Linked DNA regions of Homo sapiens: regions 2 and 3 are each linked to region 1. Evidence: chromatin loops called from intact Hi-C (ENCODE). Cell type or tissue: mammary epithelial cell. All regions are shown on one strand. Each heading gives the region's core, and the rest is flanking DNA. Links, peaks and the distances in the headings are about the cores only.

The links. Peaks named below come from ENCODE experiments on the same cell type or tissue, not always from the same donor. Only the 100,000 strongest peaks of a DNase experiment are listed, where the experiment ranks them.
Region 2: a loop joins it to region 1, with 4 times the contacts of the local background. A loop is called at or near these places in 2 of 110 quality-filtered maps.
Region 3: a loop joins it to region 1, with 4 times the contacts of the local background. A loop is called at or near these places in 15 of 110 quality-filtered maps.

The regions. Positions count from the first base shown.
Region 1 is chr12:118,302,082-118,312,960 of GRCh38, reverse strand. All of the region lies in intron 1 of TAOK3 (TAO kinase 3), which reads left to right. Among named protein-coding and RNA genes, the nearest start is that of TAOK3, 65 kb to the left of the region's middle. RefSeq lists an enhancer at 4,663-4,762. In mammary epithelial cell, for the core only: no CTCF peak of the experiment used is centred there; DNase peaks (open chromatin) are centred at 4,750, 5,160 and 5,780; H3K4me3 peaks cover 574 bases; H3K27ac peaks cover 2,382 bases.
Region 2 is chr12:118,233,922-118,243,163 of GRCh38, reverse strand. TAOK3 (TAO kinase 3) reads left to right here. Exons shown (of 21, transcript NM_016281.4): 6 at 3,892-3,937; 7 at 4,995-5,091; 8 at 7,493-7,606. Among named protein-coding and RNA genes, the nearest start is that of PEBP1, 100 kb to the right of the region's middle. RefSeq lists enhancers at 5,594-5,643, 5,784-5,853. In mammary epithelial cell, for the core only: no CTCF peak of the experiment used is centred there; a DNase peak (open chromatin) is centred at 5,063; H3K27ac peaks cover 1,740 bases.
Region 3 is chr12:118,351,651-118,362,529 of GRCh38, reverse strand. The region is part of intron 1 of TAOK3 (TAO kinase 3); the gene reads left to right. Among named protein-coding and RNA genes, the nearest start is that of TAOK3, 16 kb to the left of the region's middle. In mammary epithelial cell, for the core only: no CTCF peak of the experiment used is centred there; DNase peaks (open chromatin) are centred at 1,559, 4,879 and 5,479; H3K27ac peaks cover 4,210 bases.

The DNA of each region.
Region 1 (10,879 bases), core at 1,213-9,212:
GAGCCTCACCAGCAGATAAGCATTTTTGATTGATGGAATTCACATCTGTTATGTTTCCCCAAATTTATTTTTTTCTCCACAGTCTTTCAACACTCATTATAGTTTTGTTGTGTTAGATCATGATACTACAGGCCTCTAGTTAAGATCGGTGTTACTCAGTAGCCAAAAATAATGTCAGAGTGCAAGGTAGTGACAAAACCTGTTAAAGACAAACAAAAAATTGTACTAGAAGTGATACTCTCCTGTTTCTGATGATTCAACATGCAACTGTGGACAATTAATTTCCTTTAGCTTTGCTTTCATTTCTTCATGTGTAAAATCAGGCTAACATAAGCTGTTTTGTGGATTTTGTGAATAATTCTATTATAAAACATTTGTAGGTTGTGATGCTTATTGAATTAGATATTAGTAATAAGCCTTTAATAAGTAATTTCAAGAAACATCCCTTGCTACCGTCTACTTCCCCAGACCAAGAAAAATCTTAATTTATTTTAGTTGTCCAAGGTATGGTTAGTTACAGGTTATAGGAACATTATGGGTAACTATTATCTAAAATCTTAGCATTGTTTATTTTCAGAATTACACTTGCTTATATAATTTAGCCATATTTTTTCTATAGGCTTTAAAGTAGTCTTAAATTAAGGGACTAGATTTTTTTTTAATGTCAAGCCCTTATTTTAATCTTTGGAATTTAGTAGCTTAATAAAGCTATGTCTCAATGTTTAATTATTCTGTGCCTGTTTCCCCTGGCTTCTGTGTGCCTTTTCAGTCTGTAGCTTCAAGTTTATTTTCATTTGTAGAAAGTTTTTTAAAATTATAGATTTACAATTATATTTCTATTTTTCAAGGAAACTGATTTTGAATATATTATCTTTCAAATCTATAATTTACTCTAGTTTTTAAAAACTTTATTCAAGGTGCTGTTGTTTTGCTACTTTCCTCAATTCTCCACCCATGTCCCTTACCACGTCTCCACCATTGCCAGTTCTTTGTGCTGCTTCTTGCCAGCTTCATTTCATTAGTGGTTTTATTTTTCTCCCCACATCTCTCTTGACTTCTGCCAAATCATGTTTTATTCCCTGTTTTGGCTCACGATATCTTCCATTAACTCTTACATCCCTGCTGTGAGCTCCTGTTTTATATAACAGTAACTTCATTGAGTTCCTTTTTTCTTAAAGTTTATTGGCAGTATGTTCTGACACAGCATCCATTGCTATATGACAACTTTTATTCTCTGAAAAGAGTTCTTCACCTGCCATTTCTTTTTCCCATTTCTTAGTTTTGTTTGGTTTTTAAATACTATCTTTACATAGATCTAATGCTGTTTTTAAAAAAAAAAAATTATTCAACTCTAAATGAGACTTATTCTTTGTCTCTTGGGATTCCTATGAGGAAGGGCCAAAGGCCATGTTTCAGGCTAATAAGAGTTTTCCCTATCTCATGGTGAAAATCCTTATAACAAACTTATTTGTGAGCTCTTTCTTTTTTTTCTTTTTTTCTGAGACAGAGTCTCTCTCTGTCACCCAGGCTGGAGTGCAATGGCACAACCTTGGCTTACTGCAACCTCTGCCTCCCAAGTTCAAGCGATTCTCCTGCCTCAGCCTCCCAAGTAGCTGGGATTACAGGTGCCCACTACCACACCCAGCTAATTTTTGTATTTTTAGTAAAGACAGGGTTTCACCATGTTTGTTAGGCTGGTCTCGAACTCCTGACCTCAGGTGATCCACCTGCCTCGGTCTCCCAAGGTGGTGGGATTACAGGCATGAGCCACCATGCCCGGCCCCTATTTGTGAATTCTTTGTGCCTTTATTTTTACTGAGACAACAATGTACAGTTTTATTTCATTAATTTTGAAGGAAAGGCCAGTATAAACCTTTGCTGGACACAGTTCATTAATTGTACTTTAAAAGTGCTACATGAATACCTATGAAACACTGTAGGGTCATAGAATCTGTAGATATCTACACAAACTTTGTAGATATAGCCAGTAACTATTATTTGTGGATATAGATTAAAATAACTATTATTTGTGGGGGAATAATGTAGTTGCAAAATGTCTTATGAATGTGATTAGTTTTCCCACTGCCCTAAAACTCTAAGTCCAGAATATATTAAGGCTATCTACACTACACGGTTTACACATTCTTGACTCCATTTGACCTCCTGTACTTTAAATCCTTCCTCCATATTCTCCCTTATAACAGAAGAAAAAAGCTACCAACATCACCAAGCAGATGTGGTAAACCTATTTATATAATAGAAGGATGATTATAAACATTTAATAAATTATATCAAATAGATATTATATATTAAATGGGCAGATAATAGAAATCTGTCCAAGCAAAACTCTGGATAATTTTTATGTTGCCTTATTTTTTGTTTTCTGTGAACTCCAAGAAAAATGAGATACCAGTTTGGAACAGATGTAATATTGCTGATTTAACAGTTTAGGGATACTCCCCAAGTTCAATAATTTTGCCAAGATACAAATTTAAATGGAACCTTTTATGAAGCTTCATAGTGTGTGAAGAACTTACCTTGTTTATATGTTTGAAGACATACATATTTCACATTTCAGAAGAGTCTATACATAGCTCACCAAATATCAAAACCACCTTGTTAGAAAACATTAAGGTCTGTCTTATTTATTTGTTCATTTATTTATGAGACACAGTCTCACTCTGTAATCTCACTCTGTTGTAGAGGTTGAGTGCAGTGGCACGATCACGGCTCACTGCAACCTCCATCTCCCTGACTCAAGGAATCCTCCCACCTCAGCCTTCCAAGTAGCAGGGACCACAGGTGCACGCCACTATGCCCAGCTAATTTTTATATTTTATTGTAGAAATTGGGTTTTGCCATGTTATTCAGGCTGATCTTGTGGCCTCAAACTCCTGGGCTCAAGCGATCTGCCTGCCTCAGCCTCCCAAAATGCTGTGATTACAGGTGTGAGCCACCACACCCAGCCAACATTAAGGTCTTAAGCTAATTATGAGAAGGGAGGGAGTTGCCTATGGGGGGAAAGAATAAGAAAATGGTAAAAGAAGAGAAACAGGAAAACTCAGGTTTTTGAGCTACAATAATAATTGTGGATAATCTGCTACCCAGCACATAGCCAGGAGGAAGATAAAGAAAACCACCATGTGGCGGGGCCTGATGACTCAGGCCTGTAATCTCAGCACTTTGGGAGGCTGAGGCGGGCAGATCACCTGAGGTCAGGAGTTTGAGACCAGCCTGGCCAACATGGTGAAACCCCATCTCTACTAAAAATACAAAAATTAGCCAGGCGTGGTGGCAGGCGCCTGTAATCCCAGCTACTCGGGAGGGTGAGGCAGGAGAATCTCTTGAACCCGGAAGGCGGAGGTTGCAGTGAGCCAAGATCGTGCCATTGCACTCCAGCCTGGGGGATAAGAGCAAGACTTCATCTCAAAAAAAAAAAGGAAAGAAAACCACCATTTGAGCCAAGAAGGGAGGGTAGATTTGCAGGGAGGAGGGCAGTTGTTTCAAGAAATAAAATTGAAGAGATGCAACTTAGAGCTGTAACTCATTTGTACATCTGAGAACTTAGGATGTCCATAATTTGGTTTTTACAAAATCTACCCTAGAAGGTTGGCTTTTTTTTTTTTTTTTTTTGGAGACAGTCTCACTCTGTTGCCCAGGCTGCAATGCAGTGGCCCGAGCTCGGCTCATTGCAACCTCTACCTCTGGGTTCAAGCAATTCTTCCTGCCTCAGCCTCCCAAGTAGCTGGGATTACAGACATGCAGCACCACGCCCAGCTTATTTTTGTATTTGTAGTAGAGATGGGGTTTCGCCACGTTGGCCAGGCTGGTCTCGAACTCCTGACCTCAGGTGACCCGCCCTCCTTGGCCTCCCAAAGTGCTGGGATTACAGGCGTGAGCCACCGTGCCCAGTGACATTTAAAATAATATAATTCAAAGAGGGGAAAGAAAATGTTTTAAGAACTAAATTTGAGTGCTCAATTAATTACAACCATACAGGCTTTTTTTTTTTTTTTTTTTTTTTTTTTTGGAGACAGAGTTTCGCTGCTGTTCCCCAGGCTGGAGTGCAGTGGTGCGATCTCAGGTCACTGCAACCTCCGCCTCCTGGGTTCAAACGAGTCTCCTGCCTCAGCCTCCCAAGTAGCTGGGATTACAGGCATGTGCCACCACGCCTGGCTAATTTTTGTATTTTTAGTAGAGACAGGGTTTTACCATGTTAGTCAGGCTGGTCTCAAACTCCTGACCTCAGGTAATCCACCTGCCTCGGCCTCCCAAAATGCTGCCATTACAGGTGTGAGCCACCGCGCCCGGCCAAATTACAGACTTTTCTACACCGTCTACATTCTCCCAAGACCATTTTTGGGCAGCACCCTTGCCAGGTAGAAGTACTGGTATACTGGGAAACATGCTGCTATCCTAGGAGTCAGATGACACTCATAAAAATCAGAATAATAATAACTGATTTTCCTGCCTTACTGGGTTGTTAAAATAATTGAATTTGGTTAGGTATGTGAAAGTACTTTATACAAATGTAAATGTTTAATTTTTTTTTTAAGTGAAAGCAAGTTTATTAAGAAAGTAAAGGCATAAAAGAATGGCTACTCCACAGACAGAGCAGCCCCGGGGGGTTGCTGGTTGCCCAGTTTTATGGTTATTTCTTGATGATATGCTAAACAAAGGGTCTATTATTCATGCTTCCCCTTTTTAGACCATATAGGGTAACTTCCTGATGTTGCCGTGGCATCTGTAAACTGTCATGGCATTGGTGGGAGTATAGCAGTGAGGACGACCAGAGGTCATTCTCATTGCCATCTTGGTTTTGGTGGGTTTTGGCCGGCTTCTTTACTGCAACCTGTTTTATCAGCAAGGTCTTTATGACCTGTATCTTGTGCCTACCTCCTATCCCATCCTGTGACTTAGAATGCCTTAACCTTCTTACATTTACAGATATAACTGTTTAATGTTGTTATTTTTTAAATGTAAAAAAAAAAAAAAAGTAGTCAAACTTGCCAACAGCTTATTTTAAGCAGCTATTGGGAACAAGTACCAGTAACTATCATGTAGTGTCAAACCCTTTTTCGCTATGGCCAGTACAGATGGTAACAAGTCTACAGACTACTCATTGGAGCAGTATGCAGCTTAACATTTTTAGTGTTTTAGTAATAAGATACCATTTCCGTGGTTAGAGAGTCAGCATTCAGAACTTTTGTTTTTTAAGGAAAGAACTTCCGGAACTTCATTAACAGTTCATAGAGGATACCGAGACCTCTAGCTGGCTAGCTAGTGGTAGAACTCTAGTATCAAGTGCTTGGAAATTTGTCTAGCAGTGGAAGGAAAGAAGGGGTAGCTGCAGCTGCTATCCTAAACCCTGCAAAAACACTTATACATACACAGCCTCATTTTTCCCATTGCGACCTAATAACTGAATGCAACAGTTTCTGTTTCCAGTTATGGTTCTCTTTCATTCCTGTTTAAAACAAAGGCAGCAGGTCAAGAAACTAACTAAATGTGACTAGTTAGAGGAGAAGATGTGAGGGTGGGAGGGGGAGTCAGGGAAGAAGGAGGACACAGAGATAGCAAATCCATCATCCCTTAGAGGTTAGGCCAACAAAAATAATTGAATTCCCGTGGGAGCCTAAGGTCAGAGTTAGACTACTGGTTAGATCTGAGAGCTTTGCTTTCTGTTTTACAAATGATTTTAAAGAGAAAACTATGAGGACTCCAGAGATGGGGGGGGGAAGAGGAGGCGGGAAGGTTGATTCATAAAGTGGTAAAAAACCGTGCTCAAAACCTCATTGCTTCTTGCACAATTGGTCAAGAGATGTGTCAGCAATTCCTGAGGCAATGATATAACCTGTATAGTTTAGTAATGAGAATCATTATTATTCTATTTCCACATAATTACTGATGTTTTTTGAACTATCTAGAACTGTGTTGTCCAACATTGTAGTTTCTAGCCAAAGAGCTATTTAAATGAAAATTAATTAAAATTAAACACTTAAAAATTCCGTTCTTCTGTTGCACTAGCCACATTTCAAGTGCTTACTAGCCACATGTTGTTAATGGCTACCATTATTGGATAGTGCAAATGAAGTGATAGACTATTTTCTTCATTATGGAGCATTCTATTTGAATGTACTGATGAAGCAGAACAAACTCTGAGAGCAAAAGTTTGATGTTACTACTTTACAATTGAATGATTAGTTTAAGTCCAAAGTACAATATATAAAATTATCTTTTAACTATGGAACCTACCATTGTGGCTTAGTTACTCTAAGTATCAATAATATTTCTTCAGTGAACATTAAGGTCCACTAAATAAAAGTAAGGACAGATCTATGTTAATTTTAGACTCAAGAACTTGAGGGAAACATGTATGGATTTTTATAAAAATTATGAAACGTTTCACATCCATTTACAATCATGAAGAATATAAGTCAAAAAGAAAAATTTAAACCAAGTGTTGAAATAATTAAAATTATAAGCTGGGTGAGGAGGCTCACCCCTGTAATCCCAGTATTTTGGGAGGCCAAGACAGGAGGATCACTTGAGCCCAGGAGTTCGACACTAGCCTGGGCAACATAGTGAGACCCTATCTAAATTCTAAAAAAATTAAATAAAAACATAAAAAATAAAGTTAGCAGTAAATAGGAATAGAATAAGAAAACTCCAAATGGAGGGAGAGGATCAGAAAAAACAACTATCAGGTACTATACTTAGTTCCTGGGTGACAAAATAATCTATACACCAAAACCCCATGACACCAGTTAACCTATATAATAAACTTGTATGTGTGCCCCAAACCTAAAATAAAAGTTAAAAAACAAAAACCAGCAGTGGTCGAGCTTTAAGAGAAAATAAATTACTCTGAGTATCCAGAAAAAATGACACAGAATCCTTTCTACATTCTTTATTATTTTATGAAACATGGTGTCCTCTTGTAAATATCTGAAAAGTGATTTCTATCCTATGACAGAAGAAGACTAACCTCTCCAAAGCAGCAGAGGAGAAAATCGAATGGCAATTGAGCCAACTTTTTTTTTTTTTTTTTTTTTTGAGACGGAGTCTCGTTTGCTGTTGCCCAGGCTGGAGTGCAGTGGCGTGATCTCAGCTCATGCAAACTCTGCCTCCCAGGTTCAAGCAATGCTCCTTCCTCAGCCTCCCAAATAGCTGGGATTACAGGCACCCGCCACCACACCCTGCTAATTTTTGTATTTTTAGTAGAGATGGGGTTTCACCATGATGGTCAGGCTAGTCTGAATTCCTGACCTCAAGTGATCTGCCCACCTCTGCCTCCTAAAGTGCTGAGATTACAGGCGTGAGCCACCACGCCCAGCCGCCAACTTTTTGACATGCATAAAATAGTAAAAAATTAACAGTTAAATACTTAACAGTTGATATATATGTTCTCTATAGAATATCACATTTAATTATGTCATTTGTTAGTAGTAGTGGATTAAGTTTATTTTTATTATTTTTTTGTTTTTTGAGACAGAGTCTTGCTTTGTCACCCAGGCTGGAGTGCAGTGGCACAGTCTCAGCTCACTGCAACCTCCGCCTCCCAGGTTAAAGGGATTCTCCTGCTTCAGCCTCCCTAGTAGCTAGAATTACAGATGCATGCCCGGCTAATTTTTGTATTTTTAGTAGAGACAGGGTTTCACCACGTTGATCAGGCTGGTCTTGAACTCCTGACCTCAAACAATCCTCCCGCCTCAGCCTCCGAAAGTGTTGGGATTACAGGCATAAACCACCAAACCCGGCGGGTTAAGTTTATTGAATGCTTATTCTATGCATGCCACCTTGTTTAACACATTACATACACTATCTTATTAAATCCTGACAATAAACAATCCTGTGCTCGATATATTTATTATATTATGTCCTTTGTACAGATGAGGAAACTGAACCTTAGATTTGAAACCTGCCATATGGTTAGTTAGGATTAGATCTGGGATTTGAACTCAGTTCTACTTTAATCATAACCCGTGTTCTTAACCATGGTTGCTTTTCCAGATAGCAGGCTGAAGACTACACTCTTAAGCAGAGGATTTAAACATAAATCTTTTTCACTCCAGGTGTCGTGTTGTTTCTCTTTGCCATTTGCCTTTCATAGCAACGGAAAATGAGGGAATAACTGTAATTTTATAATATCTAATGAAATTATTGGCATCCCTATAAGCACAATCAATTTTCATAAGTTTAGTTCATATCAAGATTTAGGAACATTATCTGAACAAATTGCTAAAAACATCACAAATTAGGACAAACTGAAATACAAGTTGTACACATATAACATTCAAAAAGCAAAAGCCTTAAAGCAGTGTAGATAATATGTATCAGTGGCTTCTTATTTCAGATTACATTTTTTTTAAGAGAACATTGTAACCATGCAAAGTTGTTGAAGAATATTTAGGGATTTCCTTAGTGTAAGCATAAATTATGGTAATTTTTCTAAACTGGGGTATGAAGAAATAATCAAGTTATCATACGAAGAAGTCTAGGAAGAGGTAATTAATAATTCAGCACCAATTGGTGAAGGCTTCTTTTTGGTTAATATTATATATTTTGTAGTCGGCCTAGTTCAAACAGCCTGTGTCTCTTCCCTGAGACCTTTGAGGGTTCTAGTTCTTGGTATGAGAAATATCACTAAATGAGAAATTTCTAGAGAGCCAAAATTAAAGGGGGAAGTATGTGCTCTTTAGTTTTCTTCAGTGGAATTTACCTCTAAGTGAATGAAATGTAATTCAGCCCGTTGAATCACTGAGCTATTTTATTGCATTGGAACTCATAAAAGAATTTCTTCTGAAAAACGTGCTTGCCTTTTCAACAACTTAAAACCATAGTCTATTCATTCACCTCATAACCAAGTAGTATAGATAATGACTTCACTGAAACAGTGCCAGACTCTCTTCAGCAAAGTGTTGTTGGCATGAGGGAGGCAAAAGGAAGGGCAAGACCAGGAGTGTAAAGAGAGAAGTTACCTGAACTTTATTTATTAGTATTTAAAATATGGGACCAGGCATGGTGGCTCACGCCTGTAATCCCAACACTTTGGGAGGCCAAGGCAGGTGGATCACCTGAGGTCAGGAGTTAAAGACCAGCCTGGCCAACATGGCGAAACCCCATCTCTACTGAAAATACAAAAATTAGCTGGGTATGCTGGCAGGTGCCTGTAATCCCAGCTACTCAGGAAGCTGAGGCAGGAGAATTGCTTAAACCCGGGAGGTGGAGGTTGCAGTGAGCCGAGATCATGCCATTGCACTCCAGCCTGGGTGACAAGAGCAAAACTCCATCTCTAAAAAATAAAATATGAGAGCAGTAAGGGAAAAATTAAAAAGTAATATGCAGTGCTCCCCTTCAAGAAAGTTATGGCCTAGAGAGAAACCAATTCTTAGAACATAATATGAAGTTTGTAAATGGACGTTAACATGGCGAAAACAGTGCACAGATAAAAGTCAATGCAAAAGAAATGTCTCATAGCATTGTTCTATTGTAATGGAGTTGATTAATTTATTCAGACTTTTGGCAAGTGTTCTTTGCACACGTACATTCTGCCAAACATTGTTTCAGGCATTGAAGATGCAACAGTGAACAAAACAGATTGAAAATCCTGTCCTCATAGAGTTTACATGCTAGAAAGGAGAGAGAGAAAATATGCAAATTAAGTGAAATACCTATTTTATTAAAAGGTGGCAAATGCTGTGAAGCAAAAAAACAGAGGAGGAGGATAAGGAATGGGGGCTGATTTCAATTTTAAGAAGAGTAAATAGGGCTTATAATACATCTTTTATTAAAATCATATTAATCTATGGAAGCTGAAGTTGAAATAGGGCCAAGCTGAAATAGGGCCACTTCTCTAGTGACAGAATAAGTGAAAGGAATTCAGTAAAGGAATGAGAGTGGTGTCAGGTACTTTGTTTATCCACTTTCTGGTCTTGATATTTTGATTGTTTGGGTGGGTGTTTAGTAGTATATTTGGTTTTTTGGTAGAGTCAAAATGGAGTGGTGGTACTGAAGATAGAATAGTGCACGGTTCCACTCATCTTCCCCTGAGATCTGTGTGCATTTATGAAGTTTACAAAATGGTAGTCGTGATATTGGAATTTTCACTTGTAGAAAAAAAATGCTGTGTTTTCCAAATATTTTGAGAGGTCATCATAGTTAAGGAAAATCTGTCTGTTCCCATATCTCTTTTTAATACCAAGTTTATCAGTTATCAGCATTGAATAGTTGTTCCTCCATTTTTTATTCATTTATCCAACATGTCTTGAGTGACTAATATTCTGCACTAATATGTGCAGAAGATTTTTTTAAACACATCTAAATATTTTTTGCTTTGCCACAATTAAAAACAGTGACTATTAGCTGTCCTGTCTCTTTCTTACCTTTGACCTCTTACCTCTCTCCAGCAAAGATCTCTTCTTTACAAAAACTTGTACCTGACCCTGCTATTCTCACTTTATTTTATTTTCCCTATTATACCCATAAGAAAACTGAGGCTTAGAGAGTTTAAGTTACTTAACCAATACCACAAGTCAGAGGCAGAAGCAAAATTCAAACACAGATAATCTTGCATCTGAGTAATGTTCTTACCTAGCACTCTAGACTGCCTTCAGCAGTGGACAAGAGAGATGAGGCAGTGCCAAAACCCTCCAGGCTATACTGTTGTTCATTCTGAGAACCTGGGACTCTTGACCTAATTTTCCCTCTTGCCAGCATTTTTGCTCTGCTTCCTGTCACTGCCAACAGAGTATGGATGTGGTCAGTAAGGTGTGGATAGTACAGGTCACCCTGATTTCCTTCCTTGATCTGTGCAGAAATGCATGCTGTACTTTCTCCACTTAAAGATGAGTGGATAGGGACAGAGAATGACAAAAAA
Region 2 (9,242 bases), core at 1,221-9,220, 70 kb after region 1:
TTTATAATTATTTGTTTGTAAAAGTAAAAGGCACAGCCTTATATTCTCATCCTAGAATTTTTATCTTTGTCATTTCTCATCCTCCACTCCAGTTCCCCCCATATTTGGAATTGTTCTTGATGTTTTAATTGCTATGTGATTTTTACCAAACAGGGGCCACCATATGATTAAAATAAGAGACTTTTGTTCCACTCTGTCATCTTATTGTGATATATATATATAAATATATATACACATGCACACACACACAGACACACACACACTCATATATATATATATATTTTGTTTGTTTGTTTGTTTGTTTGGAGACAGATTCACTCTTGTTGCCCAGGCTGGAGTGCAGTGGTGCGATCTCAGCTGACTACAACCTCTGCCTCCTGGGTTCAAGTGATTCTTGAACCTCAGCCTCCTGAGTAGCTGGGACTACAGGCACATGCCACCACACCCAGCTAATTTTTTGTATTTTTAGTAGAGATAGGGTTCACCATGTTGGCCACGCTGGTCTCCAACTCCTGACCTCAGGTGATCCACCTGCCTCAGCCTCCCAAAGTGCTGGGATTACAGGCATGAGCCATTGTGCTCGGCCCTTAGTATATTTTTATATGATTGTATTTCTGGTTTTAGGTTGGCACATTAGGCACATTTAGGATGTGAAAATGTTATGCTTTCTACTTTTTCAAATTGCACATTCCTACTTAAACTCCAATTTAACTAGCATTTATTGTTTACCATGTACCAACTCCTTTCCTGTATGTGATCTCTAATTAGGGAATGGAATTTTGTTCTTAAATAGACTATCAAACAGTATACTAAACATACATATTTCTGTTCAAGGAACTTTTATGTAGAGCTATTGCTTCCATTCTGAAAATAAGAAATTAATCAAAGACATATCTCATTGTCTAGAAATCAGTTCTCTGGCAATCTCAGCTGTCTTGAAGGAGTCAAGAAAGGGATTTCAAGCAGGCAGAATAAATGTTACAAAATCCAAGTGCTAAAATCTCATGTATTTCAAGTCTTCAGAAAATCCTTCACACTGTTACTTGAAGCTCGTTTTTCTCTTTTTTTTTTTTTTTGAGACAGAGTTTTGCTCTTGTTGCCCAGGCTGGAGTGCAATGGCGCGATCTCGGCTGACTGCAACCTCCACCTCCCGGGTTCAAGTGATTCTCCTGTCTCAGCCACCGGAGTACCACACCCGGCTAATTTTGTGTATTTAGTAGAGACGGGGTTTCTCCATGTTGGTCAGGCTGGTCTCGAACTCCCGACCTCAGGTGATCCGCCCACCTCGGCCTCCCAAAGTGCTGGAATTACAGGCATGAGCCACTGCACCCGGCCACCTGTTTATTCTTAGATTATATAGACTGCTAATAAGCATGGCTACCTGGTTTCTGTCTACAACTGGTTTGATAGACCAATCAGAAAGAGCTCTAAGGAACTGAGCTGTTAGATACATGCATACAAACAGGCACAAGAATAATTTAACCATACGGAAAAAGTCAGGGGAGCTAGAAGGCAGAGCTAATCATTTAAAGGCAGAGCAGCCAGAGCTGTTTAGTGTCAGGAGCAAACAACCATCTCAGGTGCCTTTGTGTTATAGAATAATAGGGGAAAAAATATTTGTGACAAAAATGCTGAGTTTTTAAACATGTAATTTAAAACATTTAATGCAGCTAGAAACATATTCATTCTATTCAGTTTTAAAGTTCTATATTCACATTTCATATGCTTGGTTTAAGGAGGTTATGTATGCATATTCAGTTACTTTTAAAAATTAGAAAATTATGTAATAAAATTTAGAAATGCTTTCATCAAAATTGATTAAAGAAAAAGTAGGGCACATAAAGGCTAGTGTTCATTATAACATTTACTCATGTAGAATCTTCCATTTTATAATAAGAAATAAGATTAATGTTTCTGAATCTGTTTGTTTTTAATGTCAAGCAGAAAACTATAGTATGGTTTCTAAATTTTAAACTTCTAAACCTCTCATTGTTCTAAATTATTCCAGAAATGCAAGGTACATACTATATAAATATATAACTGTAAAACTATAAAATATAAGACATAATCATATGTAATATATAAATAGTATTATAAGTATGTTATATCTAATTTAATTGCATTCTATATAATATAGACACAGTATACTTATATTTATAATATGTTCATATATATTGATATTTATAATATATAACTATAAAAGTATAATAGTTTCTAAATTTTAAACTTCTAGACATCACATATTCTAAATTATCTCAGTAATGCAAGGTACATAATATAAATATATTTTCACATTAATTTTTTTAATGAAAGGAACTAATATGTTGATATTGGTTATGTCTAGTTTATTATAGGAAATTTATATTTCATAATGAGCATCTACTATTCTTTTAAATAACAATAATTTGTAGGAGTGTGAATGCTTGCATGTGTGTGTGGAGATTGGTTGCTGAACCCTGATAGTTTTGACCTTGACTACAAATCAGTAGTCTTGGGCACCTAAAAATCTAGGATAAGAAGGGCCAGGTGCAGTGGCTTATGCCTGTAATCCCAGGACTTTGGGAGGCCTAGGTGGGTGGATCACGAGGTCAGGAGATCAAGACCAGGCTGGCCAACATGGTGAAACCCCGTCCCTACTAAAAATACAAAGAAAAAAAAGAAATCGAGGATAAGAGTACAGAAAGAGGCCGGGCACGGTGGCTCACACCTGTAATCCCAACACTTTGGGAGGCTGAGGCGGGCAGATCACCTGAGGTCAGGAGTTTGAGACCAGCCTGACCAACATGGAGAAACCCCGTCTCTACTAAAAATACAAAATTAGCCGCGTGTGGTGGCGCATGCCTGTAATCCCAGCTACTCGGGAGGCTGAGGCAGGAGAAGTGCTTGAACCCAGGAGGTAGAGGTTGCAGTGAGCCAAGATCGTGCCATTGCACTCCAGCCTGGGCAACAAGAGTGAACTCCGTCTCAAAAAAAAAAAAAAAAAAAGAGTAAAGAAAGAGGTTTCTCACTTTTGCTTTTAGAAAGCCTCCGCAGATTGCAAACCCAATAACTATCGATAGCCTCCACCTCTCGAGTTCCAGCGATTCTCCGTCCTTAGCCTCCCAAGTAGCTGGGACCACAGGTGCAAGCCACCATGCCAAGCTAATTTTTTGTATTTTTAGTAGAGATGGGGTTTCACCATGTTGACTAGGCTGGTCTTGAACTCCTGGCCTCAGGTGATCCACCTGCCTCAGCCTCCCAAAGTGCTGGGATTACAGGCGTGAGCCGCTGCACCTAGCCTATCAATAGTATTATAATAATATTATTCTGGAAATATTTTAAGATCTAAATGTAAATAACACATATATCTCAGGGATTCAAGGTAATGTAATGATACATAGCAGGCTACATCTTCAGATTCAGTTCAAAACAATATCTGTTTCTTGTTTAAAACTTTTTAAAGTGTGAAAAAAAGGAATTTACTACTTACTGGTTTATTTTATTTAACTGGTATAACCCCAAAATAGATTTTACTGGCTCGTGTATTTGTTTGCCACTTTCTGAGTTACAAATTTATAGTACAACATAGTCACCTGAATCCTTTTTGAAATAAAGTAGTGAAGGAGTTAATAAATAAATTGGCAATCTTGGCTTCACCATTTATAGTGAATATTTCTATATCTAGTCCCCCAATAATCTTTAGGCCAATTTCAAACAAGAAATAATAAAAACTGAGATGATGAAAATTATAAAAATCAATTAGTGCCAGATGACAAAAATTCAGTCCAAGTTCGGGTAGATCAGAATATTTATTCACCTAGTATTCTTAGTTCCTTGATTGGTTGTTTAGTTGGTTTCAGCAGTTTTTAAATTAACTTTCATTATTCTGAATATTATTTTAATCTCTTATAGTTGGTGATGGAATATTGCTTAGGCTCAGCCTCTGATTTATTAGAAGGTAAGAAAGAAGGAATTAAACTCTCCTTTCTGTTTTACTTTGATCAGAATGTTATCTACCGCCATACTAAAGTGTAGTTTGGGCAGTCTAATTGAATGATGGCTTGAGCTTTAGGGTGGTGTGGATAAGCCATGCACACTTCCTCTCTTCAATGCCACTGAAAGTGTCTGAGTGATGTTAGCAGTCTTCCTGCTGTTTTAGTTCATGGCCCATCCAGGGCAGGTACTACCAAAATGTTTGGCTAATGTGATATGGTACATGTAGCCAAAAACATCATATTCATGGGTATATGTGAAAGAGAGGTAGATAGTCTCACGTTATATTGATGTTAAACCCTTTCAGAAATCTTGACTGACCCCATTCCTCTCTGCAGATGCTGCTATAACCAGAGGCTGTGTTAAAAATTTACTTTAAAAAAAATATCTTGAGCCAGGCACAGAGGCTAACACCTATAATACCAGCTACTTAGGAGTCTGAGACAGGAGGATCACTTGAGCCCAGGAATTCAAGGCTGCAGTGAGCTTTGATTGAAACACTGCACTCCAGCCTGGGTAACAGAGTGAGACCCCTGTCTCAAAAAAAAAAAAAAAATTAAATCACTGTTGATCTCTGAATAGAAATTGCTTATTAGCTTCTTTCACAAATAATGAAAACCTGTAGTTTGAAGGGGTAATTAAAGATGGCTTTGTGGCAGAGGAGGAAAATGTAACCTAGAACACTCCAGACATTGAAATGTTGGAAGGGACTGGTTAATTTGGGCCTGGTTAATTGGAATCAGTGTGGCTTGGCTTGCAACTGATAAGTAAATTAACAATGCATCATTTAAGGAATATCAGGCTTTCTTTGTTTTATTTTTGTTTTGAAGGGTCATTTGTGTTTATATACTTGGGTTTCCTGTTGTCTGATCACTTATTATCTTCTATAGAAGATCTAGGTGAATGTGTTCCCAAATTGTCATGTGAGAAAGTATGTAACCCAGTCTGGTATAGCTGTATAAAATAATAAAATGAGGAATGAAACTGATCATCTACTGACTTTTTTTTTTTTCCTTCCTCAGTTCATAAAAAACCACTTCAGGAAGTGGAGATCGCTGCCATTACTCATGGAGCCTTGCATGGACTAGCCTACCTACATTCTCATGCATTGATTCATAGGTAAGATTAGAGACCAGTTATGTTTCTTTTCAGTTGCAGGACTGTCTATTCCAGGAACCTTGAAAATTAGTGCATGCTCCAATTTTTAGGTTGCCTAAGCATTCATGGGAAGCAAATAGATTGCTGCTTCTGGATATAAAGGATAAAGTTGCCAGAATTTAGCTTCTATCTCTTATTCTCTCCTACGTATCCACAATTATATCATCTTTGTTCAGTAGGTAACTGTTCTCCAGGCTAAATGTTGCAGGGAAATTTGAAAAAGGGCCCACCAATCTTTAGATACTGTGTCATGAAGAAAAGAAAAGAAAATTAACCTTCCTTGCATATATTTATCTGTTAGCAGAGTTATTGTCCCTTTCCTATTACAAATAACAAGCTAGTCTTATATAAATATATGCTATTTTATAACTTTAAAATATTTCTCATTTCTATAGTTCATATAGATACTTAGGAAGATATTATCTTTACTGTATTTTGGCATATGAAGAGACCAGGGCTCAGAAAGACTTAACTTGCCCAGAGTTTCACAGAATTTAAGTAATATGTTAAGGATTGAAACTCAAGTTTCTTGACTCCTATTCTAGGGCTTTTCTCTGCCTTGTATTTTCTCTACCACAACCACACTCTCCTCCCTGCAACCTCCCTCCCTCCATTAACTTCTAGAGAAACATGTTACCAATCTTTTCTTCTCTCAGTAATGAACTTTTAGTACAGTTACATTAATGAATGAGGGGAGGAGGAGTGAAATATTAGGTATGAAGAATCTGAGATGGCTCACAAATGAAAGAAAACAACTGGCATTTACTAGGAAGAAGTGAAACTATTGGGTTATGGTTCCTCTTTTGCTTCTGTTTTAATCACCCCAGTGTAGCCATGACCACTTACTGGTACCACAAAAGCAGAACTTCCTAAAGATAGGCAGACCGAAATCCTGCTGGGAATTAAGGACAAAGAGTGAACCTAATCATGTTAATAAATACTGATTAAATAAAATTATCATAATGTCTATGGATCTGACAACTTTTTGTAAATATATGTCTTTGGTACCAAGGTGTTAATACTACTGCCAACTTGCTTGTGATTATTTTGCCTGCTCTCATTTAAAGCTACAGTTCAGTTTTTTGTGCCATTATTACCTTAATCTGCACATTAACTTAATGTTTTAGTCTGTATTATGCTTTATCTTCTTTAGTATGTAAAATAATTTGTTGAAGAGTCAAAATACTTATAAATAATGTTTTTTTAATTTAAAAGTAAATACTGTGTCTCAGATTTTTATTGTTTTGATTTTAAAGGCAATTCAATCTCCTAACTAAAGATAAGTAGAGAAAATATATTTTTCTGTTGTGAAGAAAAATAAATAATGCATTTTTTTTTAGTTCTGTCTGCCAATGCCTAATGTCACCATGAGGAAGGAAACTGAATTTTCAAGGGAAGTTTTTATAAAAGTTATTTTGAAGCATTTGAACCTTATCATTTTCAGCTTGACATAAATTTCCTCATCTTCTCTGTTTTATCTTTTCACTGACCATCAACTTCCAATTCATGGTTTCTAGTGCTCATTACACCTCATGCCTTTTTTAAAAAGAATAAGGAGTACATCCACACCTTCTCATTCTAAATTACCATAATGAAAAATGAATTTTTTGAATTATATTTTTAAAACTTTTTGCTATATAATACCTCTATTAGCTTTAGTAGTAACCACGTGCAATTCTTTGTAGTAATACAATAGAAATGTAATTTCCTAACCCCTAATCCTTGTTTGTTTTGATCTTTCAGGGTCTTCTTTTTACTGTACAGAGTTATTTTTAAAATATCACCTTCTATATAACATGTACCTCAAATGCCTTAGAGTTGCAGTTACAATTAAAGACAGAGAGAAAGGGTCACAGGCAAGAAAGAAAAGGTATGTGTGTAGTTGAGGTTTATTGGTAGGTGGTCAATACGGAATCATTGCAGGTTTGTTTAGGCTCCAAAAATGTCACATAATTTGGAAAAGCAGAAAAAGCAGTTAAAATTGGCACCAATTTTCTCAGCACAGGGAATACTATTGATAACTGGATTTAGCCTTTAAGAATATGCCTTTGTAAGTGTAGCAGCTGAATAGGTTTTCTTGTTCGCCATGTCTGCCTTTTTTCTCATTTGTATTCCCTCCCTCTGAAGAAAGCTCTACCTTTAAGTAACTAGTATGACCTACCTGCAAGTACACCCAGGAATCTGGGCCCCCTTACAACATGCAGTAATTACTAAATCTCCTTCTGGCTATCTGAGCAAGGTTTGTTTTGTTTGTTTGTTTGTTCGTTTAAATAAACTTTTTGTCTTATTAATTGCATGCTCTGACCTATTCCATAATCAAAATTGAAAAGTAATTTTCTAACCCTTTTTTTTTTTCCTATAGGGATATTAAAGCAGGAAATATTCTTCTAACAGAGCCAGGTCAGGTAAAACTAGCTGATTTTGGATCTGCTTCAATGGCTTCTCCTGCCAACTCCTTCGTGGGCACACCTTACTGGTATGTAGAATTAGGCTATATGACATAGTTTTAAAATCTGCATACATGAACTCAACTATGGTGCTGGTTTGGCTTGGTTTTGTGACAGTGTCTTACCAATATGCCTCAAAACGAGGTTTCATTTGAGAAGGATAGAAAGCCCACTGGCATAAAAAGAAACACTCTGGCTTTGTATAAAATTTACAATGACTTTAAATTGTGTAGTTAAGGTTGGTGTCACTGTGTGTAAACTGAGCAGGATTATCAATTCACTGACCAAGTTCAGGTTTTCGATTTCATTTGCAGTTTCTTTTGAACTTTTCTCTTGAGGCAAAGCCTCCAGGTAAGGACAGGGCAGCTTCTTTCACCTTCCCTGACTAGCCAACAAGCAGAGATGGTACCTTTCAGTGAAAGAAATCCAAGTTCTTGTCTTTGTTGAGTTCTGATAGGTTACCTAGCTTGTCAGTCTGGCTCAGAGTTTTTCACCCTATTCTTTTCCAGATTATTTTCCTTCCTTTCCTAGACACGTTGGAATTTCATTATGCCTTACAGAATGACTTAGATCTCTGCAAAATTACTTGTCTACTAAAAAAAATCAGCTAGTCTTTGAATTTTTTTCTATCACCAAATAACATTTACTAAGCAACTGCTTACACATCATAATAGAGTACAGTTCTGTTCAAAGCATATTAAACAGATAGGGCCCCTGCCCTCCTAATGAAGATGCATTATGGACAAACAAGTAAAGTAACATCCATTACTACAACCTAGGGTTTTTGTAGGTTTTAGTATCTTTGGAACAGCTGATTATATTGCTTTATATGGCTCCATAAAGTATTTTTCATGTTGTTTAATTATTTTAAAAGAATATGGCCAGGTGTGGTGGCCTATGCCTGTAATCCCAGCTACTCGGGAGGCTGAGGCATGAGAATCGCTTGAACCCAGGAGGTAGAGGCTGCAGTAAGCCAAGATGGCGCCACTGCACCCCAACCTGGGCTACAAAGTAAGACTCTCAACAACAACAACAAAAAAAGACTCCAGGCGCGGTGGCTCACGCCAGTAATCCCAGCACTTTGGAAGTCCGAGGCGGGTGGATCACGAGGTCAGGAGATCGAGACCATCCTGGCTAACATGGTGAAACCGCGTCTCTACTAAAAATACAAAAAATTAGTCAGGCATGGTGGCAGGCGCCTGTAGTCCCAGCTACTTGTAGTCCCAGCTACTCGGGAGTCTGAGACAGGAGAATGGCATGAACCTGGGAGGCGGAGCTTGCAGTGAGCTGAGATTGCACCACTGCAGTCCAGCCTGGGCGACAGAGCCAGACTCCGTCTCAAAAAAAAAAAAAAAAAAAAAAAAAAAAAAAAAATTTCCTGCTTTATTTAATTACTTTAAACAATATGAAAAATACTTTATGGAACTATATAAAGCAATATAATCAGATGTTCCAAAGTAATTATTTAAGTACTTTATGTATATTCATCCTTTACAAATCTCTGTAAAGTTGCTATGAGAATTATCTCCATTTTACAGATGAAGAAACTGATGTACAGATAGGTTAAGTAACTTCCCTAAGATCAAACTGATAGTAAGGGGTGGAGCCAGTCTTTATTGAAAATAATATACTGTGTCATGTAAATCACCAAGTAGATTATATTTT
Region 3 (10,879 bases), core at 1,330-9,329, 49 kb before region 1:
TCCTTCTCCATAGCACTTACCACCTCACATGCCGAATTTTTTGCTTGTTTGTCTTATATTCCTACGTGCAAACTTGTCCAACCCATAGCCCGCAGGCTGCATGCACCCCAGGATGGCTTTGAATGGGGCACAACACAAATTTGTAAACTTTCTTAAAACATTGTGAGATTTATGTGAGATTTATGCATGGACCTTTTTTTTTTTTTTTTTTTAGCCCATCAGCTATTGTTAGTGTTGGTGTATTTTATGTGTGGCCCAAGACAATTCTTCGTCTTTCATTATGGCCCAGGGAAGCCAAAAGATTGGACACCCCTAAATTTTAGGGTCTATGAAAGCAAAGATTTTTGTTTTATTAATTGCTGTATCTCCAACTCATAGAACAGTGCCTAGCAGTTAGTAGTTGCACAATAAATATTTCTTGACTGACTAAATAGAGAAATTTGACTTTGAGAGTTCCTCCGATTTGTTGGCTAAAAAGGTTTCGTTATTTTAAAAATAAGGAAGTCTCCAGACTGCTTTCCACAGTGGCTGGACTAATTTACATTCGCACCATCAGTGTATAAGCAGTCCCCTTTCTCTGAAGCCTCACCAGCATGTTTTTTTATTATTATTATTTTTATTAATAGTTTGACTATGCTCACTACCTGGGTGATGGGATCCATACCCCAAACCTCAACATCGTGCAATATTCCCATGTAACAAACCTGTGCATGTACCCCCGTATCTAAAATAAAAGTTGAAATTTTAAAAATAATAAGGAAATAAAATCCTAGCCAGGTGTAGTGGCTCACACCTGTAATCCCACCACTTTGGGAGGCTGAGGCAGGTGGATCACTTGAGGTCAGGAGTTCAAGACCAGCCTGGCCAACATGGTGAAACCCCCGTCTCTACTAAAAATACAAAAATTAGCTGGATGTGGTGGTGCATGCCTGTAATCCCAGCTACTCTGGAGGCTGAGGCATGAGAATCGCTTGAACCCAGGAGGCGGAGGTTGCAGTGATCCAAGATCGTGCCACTGCACTCCAGCCTGGGTGACAGAGTCAGACTCCATCTCAAAAAAAAAAAAAGAAAAAAAAATCCTAAGGAAGTAAATGATAGTTTGGAAGAGTAGTATTCATCTGCAAATTCTACTCTCGGGGTTTTACATTTTTCTTGGAGCAGCCTTGAATTTACTATATTTTTATTTCATTGAATACAAATGAAAGCCATTCCTACTACCACACCATACATCCACGATGGCTGTATCTCATTGTGGCTAAAACCTAAGAAAACTCTGTTCACTGTAACGAAGTCTAGTGGAAGCTTGATGACATGGCTTTTAGGCATTAAAGTCTAATAAGACCAAAATAATAATAAAATTCAGTACGGGGGCATTATCCCTTGAGAAAAAATTTCACTTGTTTTGCTTCGATGCTGATATTGACCCTGAAAATTGGTCAAATCAAGCTTCTGATGTTAATTTAGGGTTGTTATCAGTTTTCTGCATATACAAGTAATTGGGTTTGAAATGTGTTTTAAGCCTGAATTAAAATAACTTAGTCACTGATGACTCATAGTGAGAAGTTTTTCCTTTTCCCTGCTGGAACATATGCCTTTACCTCCAACATGGCCTTTTAAAAACAATTAAAACATAAAGAACACTACTTTTGTGTGACAGTTTCTGGAAAAGTTCTGTTTAGGTTTAAATTGGTGACCACTTATTACAATGCTTCTTAGTAACTACACTAACTACAAATGAGTTTCCAAATTTCCATACAAATTTCTTAATCTCTGCCTTTATGGAAGTTTCCTCATTATATATGAAATGCTCAAAAGTCCACTAAATATTATATGAATGACCACAGGGACTTTATTTTGTTCATTATTGTATTCCTAGTGCCTAGAATAGTGCCCTGCACATAGAAGCCAATTAGTAAGCATTTGTTGAATGAAATCACATACTTTTTTTTTTTTTTTTTTTTTGAGACGGAGTCTCGCTGTGTCGCCCGGGCTGGAGTCCAGTGGCGCGATCTTGGCTCACTGCAAGCTCCGCCTTCCTGGTTCACGCCATTCTCCTGCCTCAGCCTCCCGAGTAGCTGGAACTACAGGTGCCCACCACCATGCCCGGCTAATTTTTTTGTATTTTTAGTAGAGATGAGGTTTCACCATGTTAGCCAGGATGGTGTCGATCTCCTGACCTCGTGATCCGCCTGCCTCAGCCTCCCAAAGTGCTGGAATTACAGGCGTGAGCCACCGTGCCCGGCCATACTTTTTTTTTTTTTTCTTTTGAGACAGTCTCACTCTGTCGCCCAGGCTGGAGTGCAGTGGTACAATCTTGGCTCACTGCAGCCTCCGCCTCCTGGGTTCAAGTGATTCTCCTGCCTCAGCCTCCCGAGTACCTGAGATTACGGCCTCCTGCCACCACGCCCAGCCATTTTTGTATTTTTAGTAGAGACTGGGTTTCACCATGTTGGCCAGGCCGGTGTTGAACTCCTAACCTCAGGTGATCCGCCTGCCTCGGCCTCCCAAAGTGCTGGGATTACAGGTGTGAGCCACCACGCCTGACCACATACATTCTTAATAATCGCGCATCTTAGAAAAATAATGAAAGTATTGAAATAAATTTTCTCCAGCTTTTTTGAATTAGGTAATCATCAATTCACAATCATCCTAGTTTGGGTGTCTCTCGGTATTAGCCCAAGGTAGTTCTGTTCGAATAGTTCCTAGCATTGCTTGTGCCAATCTTAAATCTCCTTTAGTGGATCTCTTACAAAAGGAAGGGTGAATTGCCACCACCCATAGGCACTTGCACCTGTGGGAACCAATGGGCGTTGTAACAGGAAATACTTCAGCTTGCAATACTGATAGTAATGTGTGGCACCCAGATCACGCTGTTTTTATCTGCAGTTCCTTTTTAGTATTGTACAAAGTTTCTTGAAGATTTTTAAATACATAAGTTTAAAAGAGAATTAACTTTCAATTTGCAAATTAAAATGAGAATGGTTGCCTTTTCTTCATTATCAAGAGATGGTGAGTTGTCCTCCTGTAAGTAAATTGGTTCTTTTCTTTCTAATATTGTGTTCCTTGAAACCTTACTCTAGTATGCAGGGAGAGTGGAGGGTGCCTAAGTGTAAAATAATTAAAACTTAAGCTGATATAATTATCAATAATAGTAACCAGTTCTGATATCTACTTGATACCATAACGGTGAGCATTGATAGACTTTCATAGATTTTTACATAAGATTAGCTTGAGCAAGTTTTCCTCTTTTGTAGGTACTGGGGGGAAAATTCTGGAAAAATTTTTAGAGAGTTCTTTCTAAAATGTCGAAATGCAAAGCTGTATAAATTGCTGTTGACGTTAGCTGTCTGACCAGGAAGTACTCTCTTTAAGCCTCACTTAAAAAACTAAGTGTCTGTAATAACTTCCTTTCTCGGGATGAAGGTGCTGATAGCCTGGGGTGTTCTTATAACTTAAGTTCAGTTTTTTCTTTCCTGTGAGGAAGAGGCAGTTTTTTAAATGAAGCCATCTCTGGGGAAATCGTATTGATTGTTGTAGCTAAATACGGAATTTTTAAAGTCTTTAGTATGTTGAACTGGAAATATAGGACATGCGTTTGAGATCTACTGTGAGTAAGTGTCATTGGTATTTTATTTTACATTTAATGTTGATTATAAATATGGTTTGTGTCTAAACACTGTTAAAAAAAATGAGTAAACTCTGTTGAATTTCATGTGAAATATTTATGGCCTTAGCTCAAAGTCCAGCTGAGAGTAATCAACCTCAAAAGTCATTGGATTCATGTGCTCTATTTAATTTAATTTGTAGTTTGATATTCCACAAATAAAAGTGGCAATTTTTCAAAAAAATTTAATTTTTTTCTTTCTCCTGAATAACTAAGGTAAATGCTGAGCATGAAATACAATACCAATATTTTGTCGGAAGAGTCTTTTAAATAAAAAACTTGAAATATACTGAAGGTCATCTTAAATGGATACAGTTTATGCTAATGGATGATATTATTACTTTAAAACAATATTTTACAATCAAGCTACTCCAAGTGGCACACTATTCATCCTAGAGATCTTTAAAAGTAACAAGCCTGCCTCCTATTTTTCTTCATTCACAGAAAGGGAAAATAGTATAGAAAGCAGAGCTGTTTCTTGAATGTAATACCAAATTTAGAGACAGAAAAGTCAGAGGGTTTGGTCACATTTATTTTGTTTTGTAACTTTTTAAATCAATTTAATACATAGAGTTAGCTACTTATGAAAGTATAAAAATAAAACATGTTGGCCATTCGGTTATTAACAATTTATGTGACTACTATAGTCCATAAAATGAATTTAGTTTAAGTAGGAAAACAGATACTTTTTTTTTGACATGTCATCATTTGTATGTTAAAAAGTTAATGCAAAATATGTTATAAATCAGGAAAGCTACCTTAATAATTTCTTTACCAACTTCACTAGTCTCTTGGAATGAGGTTTAAATAAAATGCATAGGCTAACATGTGACTGTCATATCCAAACTCATAATACTGTGCAGGTTAAATGTGTAAATTAAGTCTTATAATTATGCATAGGATGTTTTCATTTAAGAAGCATTGCAGTGGATATTACTAATGGGGGCGCTATTCTTTCTAATGTATGAAAAAGGAAATTTTAAGTGTCAAATAATCTTTAAAATGTGATGTCATATAGCACGTTCTTTTTCCTTAAGATTTATGCATGTTTAAAACTTAAAAGTACAAATTATGTTAATTTCAGCTTTCATTGAGAGGCCTTTTATGATTGTCTGAATGTTATATTAGCAGTCCAGAAATATCCCAGTCATAGCTTGGATGGGGGTGAAGCAGAGGAAGTGGGTGGTGCTTCGTGATGACAGATTATTGCAGATTATATGGCTGCCTGCCAAAATGACACTCGTTGAAGGGAAAAGTAGAAGTTACAAACTCCATCCTATTAATTTGTACATGTTTATTTAACCACTTATAACTGTTTGCTTGTTTTATACATAGATGACAAGTTTTAAACTCCTGAATTACTTAAAACGTGCTTAACCTTCTCTAGTTTATTGTGGCTATATTCCTTATCTCTGATCTGCAAAGATCACACTGACCCTTTTGTGGAAAGCCACGTGTTAGCAGAAAAAAGATGGGGGAAGGATGACAGAATTTAAAACTACAGCTGCTTTGTTTTCCAGTTAAAAATAGTTCTGAGTTAAAAACGTAAGGATGTCCCATCACATGTGGACAATTTATATAAAATATAGCATACTAATACAAATAATCATGTCTTATGAAAAAGTTTATAGTTCTAGATTGTTCTGGTTTAGCTTGAAATTGAGATTCTTACTGTTGCAACATAAAAGGAAGCTTTGTGAAGGAAATATGACATCTCTGCCCAGATGCATAAGGAGGGAATTACAGTGGGGAGTTATTTTTAGAAGTATCTTATGAATACATTTCATGTACTGAGAACATTTTTTAAAGGTTAGTTTCACTGGTAGGAGTTATGCAAGTTGCTCGGGTCACTGGATATTCTATTAAGAAATCATTTTTATGTTACCAACCAACCTAGTTAGTCTTAAACTGGCTGATCTAAGTAGTAGCTTGCTTGTTTATTTAGAGACAGAGTCTCACCCTGTCACCCAGGTTGGTGTGCAGTGGCACAGTCATAGCTCACTGCTGCCTTGAACTCCTGAGCTCAAGTGATCCTCCTGCCTCAGCCTCCCCAGTAGCCGAGACTACAGGCATGTGCCACCATGCCTGGCTAATTTTTTAAAGTTTCTTTTTTTTTGTAAAGAGGGAGTCTTGCTGTGTTGCCTAGGTTGGTCTCAAAATCCTGGCCTCAAGAGATCCTCCTGCCTCTGCCTCCCAAAACTCTGGGATTACAGGTGTGAGCCACTGCACGTGGCCATATCATTTTTTTTTAATGTGACCAAATTGAGGCCGGGCATTGTTGCTGACGCCTGTAATCCCAGCACTTTGGGAGGCCGAAGTTGGAATATCACTTGAGGCCAGGAATTTGAGACCACCCTGGCCAACATGGTGAAGCCCCGTCTCTACTGAAAATACAAAAATTAGCTGGGCGTGGTGGTGTAAGTCTGTAATCCCAGTTACTCGGAAGGCTGAGACATGAGAATCACTTGAACCTGGGAGGCGGAGGTTGCGGTGAGCTGAGATTGTGCCACTGCACTCCAACCTGAGCGACAGAGCCGGACTCCATCTCAAAAAAAAAAAAAAAAAAAAAAGAAAGTGACCAAATTGAGAAGATATTGAGATCCTGTCAATACCATCAAATAGTAATGCAAGTTATCCTACTAAAAGAGGGGAGGGGACAGTTACATTCCCAGTGCATAGTAGTGTCCCATTCTCCTTCAGGAATGGAATGCCATGTTTTCAGTTCAAGGAAAGGTTGGAAGTGAGTCAAGGAAGCTATCATTTGTATCACACAATTCTTAGAATTGATGCCCTTCCCTAATTCTTTTACATGATCAGCAGCATATCCAGGTTTCTGGTATTTCTTACTTTCAGTTTCTGTCACATAGGTTTGGGATTGGCAGGATAGTTTAATGTTTAATAAGAGTGTGGCAGATAAACATGTCTGCCACCTACTAGCTTTGTGACTTTGCACAAATCCCTTAACCTCCCCGAAACCTCAGTTTCTTCTTCTGTAAAATTGATATAATTATAATACCTACTTCACAGGATTGTTGTGAGGATTAAATGAAATAATGTATGAAAAGCATAATTTTGGCCACACACTGTAAAGGAAGAGCTCAGTGTGCAAGAATAGTTATGCTTATTTTTGCCATTTTTGGATATTTCAGTTCTCATTCATAGCTTCACCAGAAAGTGATCATGGAAAGAGATACAACAACACATGGCATTATGTATAGATAATAAAATCAGCGTTATAATAATAGAAGTATTTAGAAAGTACCAGGGAACACAGGGATGAAATCCACCGATCTTATTTATGCCCTTCCTCTTACCACATTGTGTACTACCCATTCCAAGGGGATAGGAAGAAGGAGACAGGGATCGACTGTAGATTTAATAATTATTCATCAAAATGATTATATAATCTGACAAATTTCACTTTAGTAACATTTTTCATTTTGTTTCAATTGAGATCATTTCCTCCCAATTTGATGGAACAGCCCGGGAAACAACATGGTGAAGTGTTGATTTCTTAAAATGTTATTTTCTCAGCAGAGTGTGTTTGTTTTCTTCTGAGTACACCACTCAGATAAAGTTAGGACTGTGTCTTAAGATTTTAGATCAGCTAAAAAAATTTTTTTTGTTTTGGTGACAATAGAACATAGATATTTACATGTATATTTGAATACAATAGTCCCCTCTTATCCTGTCTTGCTTTCTGTGGTTTTAATTACTCATGGTGAACTGTGGTCTAAAAATACTAAAGTGGAAAATTGCAGAAATAAACCATTCATGAGTTTTATTTTATTTATTTATTTTGGGACAGAGTCTCACTTTGCCACCTAGTCTGGAGTGCAGTGGTGCGATCATAGCTCACCACAGCCTCAGCCTCAAACTCCTAGACTCAAGGGACCCTCCTGCCTTGGCCTCCCAGATAGCTAATTAAAAAAAAAAATTGCAGAGACAGGATGTATTAGTCTGTTTTCACGCTGCTAATAAAGACATCTGAGGCTGGGTAATTTATACAGGAAAGAGGTTTAATGGACTCACAGTTCCACATGGCTTGGGAGGCCTCACAATCATGGCAGAAGGCAAGGAGGAGCAAGTCATGTCTTACATGGATGGCAGCAGGCAAAAAAGAGAGCTTGTGCAGAGAAACTCCCCCTGATAAAACCATCAGATCTCATGAGACTGTATCACAAGAACAGCACGGGAAAGACCCACCCCATGATTCACTCACCTCCCACCGAGTTCCTCCCACAATGCTTGGGAATTGTGGGAGCTACAATTCAAGATGAGATTTGGGTGGGGACATAGCCAAATCCGGTCTGGCCTCAAGTGATCCTCTGGCCTTGGCCTCCCAAAGTGCTGGGATTACAGGCATGAGCCACTGTGCCTGGCCCCATTCATGAGTTTTAAATTGCTTACCCTTTTGAGTAGTGTGATGAAATCTCCTGCTGACCTACTCCTTCTAGCCAGGGAAATGAATTATCCCTTTATCCAGCCTATCCACACTGTAGATGCTACGTGCCTATTCGTCACTTAGTAGCTGGTTGTCTTGGTTATCAGATTGACTGTTGTGGTACCTCAGTGCTTGTGTTCAACTAACCTTGATTTTACTTAATAACATCCCCAAAGTGCAAGAGTATTGTGGCTAATTTATAAATTAAGCTTCATTGTAGTTATGTATATATAGGAAAGGAAATAGTATATATAGAGTTCCATACTATCTATGGTTTCATAAATCCACTGGATGTTCTAGAACATATTCCCCACACATAAGGACAACTACTGCATAAAGAATGTTTTCCGTTCTCACAATCTGAGACTCTAGGGTTCATATCTTGTATTGGGTCAGTTAACTTTGTTGACGTATTGAAAATATTAAAACTAATTCTTACATAAGCAGATTTTCATAGGGATGTGTTAGCAAAACAGATGTGAAATTTAGGGGACACCCGCAGTCAATTCACTAAACCAAACAAGGAAACTCCTTATAGGATACTTGAAAAAAAAAATGTTTAGCCGTTGTGAATATACTTTTAGTGTTTAAAATTTCAGGGTGTTAATCTGTAATGTAACCCCTTTGTCTCCTAGCCAGCTCCTGGCTTATTCCATGTTTTTCCTTGTTTCTGAGAATTCCTAACATAATAGTCTCAAGGCTCATTACATCGCTGGTAAAATGCACTGCACCTCGTGCACCTTTCCCATTCAGACCCTTGTTGCCTCGTTCCTGGACTACCACAGGGGCCTGCCTTCATTTCAGTCTCTTTTTCCCAACTCATCATGATGAATCTTCTTTAAATGCTACTTCTAGCATGTCACTCCCTTTTCAGAGAGCTTCAGTGGTTCCCTGTTTTCCACTATGTTAAATCTAACTTCTTCTGCTTGACTTTCGACACCCTTTCTGATTTGCCTGTACACTATTTATCCAGCTTCATTTCCTATGATCTTGGGCCTATTCTTTCTGTTCTATTGAAGTCGGTCTCTCAAACACACCAAACTCATTCAAGTCTCTGCCTTTTACTTCACCCAAAAAGCCCTTGCTTGGAGCTTCTCGCTGCCTACGCAGATTTTACCATTCCTTCAAGATCCTGTGTGAAGTGTACTACCTGTTAGATGCTTTTCCTACTCCTACTATTTTCCTGCAAATTCTCGGGTGATTTTTAATTTAGCAAACCAATGAACAAAAATCTGTGTAGTGTCTTCTATCACACACTCTTGTATCTTCACTAATGTAAACATTTTGAATACAAACACCATATCTTTTAGCTAAATCTTTCACAGTTCCTAGCATAAGGCGGAGGAAACTGATTTTGAAGAGAAAGAAAAAATAGTAAATGTATTTCATCATGCTTATCTAAAGTCAACTCAGGCCGGGCACAGTGGCTCACTCCTGTAATCCCAACACTTTGGGAGGTCAAGGTAAATGGATCACCTGAGGTCAGGAGTTCGAGACCAGCCTGGCCAACATAGTGAAACCTTGTCTCTACTAAAAATACAAAACTAGCCAGGCATGGTGGCACACACCTGTAATCCCAGCTACTTGGGAGGCTGAGGCAGGAGAATTGCTTGAATCCCAGTGGTGGAAGTTGCAGTGAGCCAAGATCGTGCCACAGCACTTCAGCCTGGGCAACAGAGTGAGACTCTGTCTCAAAAAATAAATAAGATAAGATCAGTAACCCTGGTAATACAGTAATGTTGAAGGGACCTGAGTATTTTTCCTATTTGGGTCCAGTCTGTCACCTCATTTACAGAAAAATGTGAGACAAATGAAGACAGTTTTGTAATTGGTTACAGATTGATATGTTTGCTTTTCTTTATGAGAAACTATATATGTGTGTATATATATGTGTATATATATGATTTTTTTTTTTTTGAGACAGAGTCTCGCTGTGTCGCCCAGGCTAGAGTGCAGTGGCGCAATCTTGGCTCACTGCAACCTCTGCCTCCCAGGTTCAAGCGATTCTCCCTACCTCAGCCTCCTGAGTAGCTGGGATTACAGGTGCATGCCACCATGCCTGGCTAATTCTTGTATTTTTAGTAGAGACAGGGTTTCACCATGTTGGTCAGGCTGGTGTCGAACACCTGACCTCATGATCCACCTGCCTTGGCCTCCCAAAGTGCTGCTATTAAAGTGATATAGCCAGCTGCCGTTGGAGAGATATAGTTTTGATAATAACAGCTTTCCATCCTATAGAACTATAGATTAGGCCGGGCGCGGTGGCTCACGCCTGTAATCCCAGCACTTTGGGAGGCCGAGGTGGGCGGACCACGAGGTCAGGAGATCGAGACCATCTTGGCTAACACGGTGAAACCCCATCTCTACTAAAAATAAAAAAATTAGCCAGGCGCGGTGGCGGGTGCCTGTAATCCCAGCTACTCGGGAGGCTGAGGCAGGAGAATGGCATGAACCCGGGAGGCGGAGCTTGGAGTGAGCCAAGATAGCGCCACTGCAGTCTGGCCTGGGTGAAAGAGGGAGACTCCGCCACTAAAAAAAAAAAAAAAAAAAAAAAAAAGAACTATAGATTAAATATAATCATTTAATTTTACACAACCAAGAAGCATTTTTATCCAATTATTTAAGTAACCTAAGTACAATTAAGTGCCTGCTGTGTTACAAGGTTAGGCTCTGTGAAGGTGTGCCCTGCAAAAACTATTAGGGAATTCCATTAGGCAAGACAAAGTATATATTCAGACGCTTAAAGATAGGAATATTTATTACTTCAATTG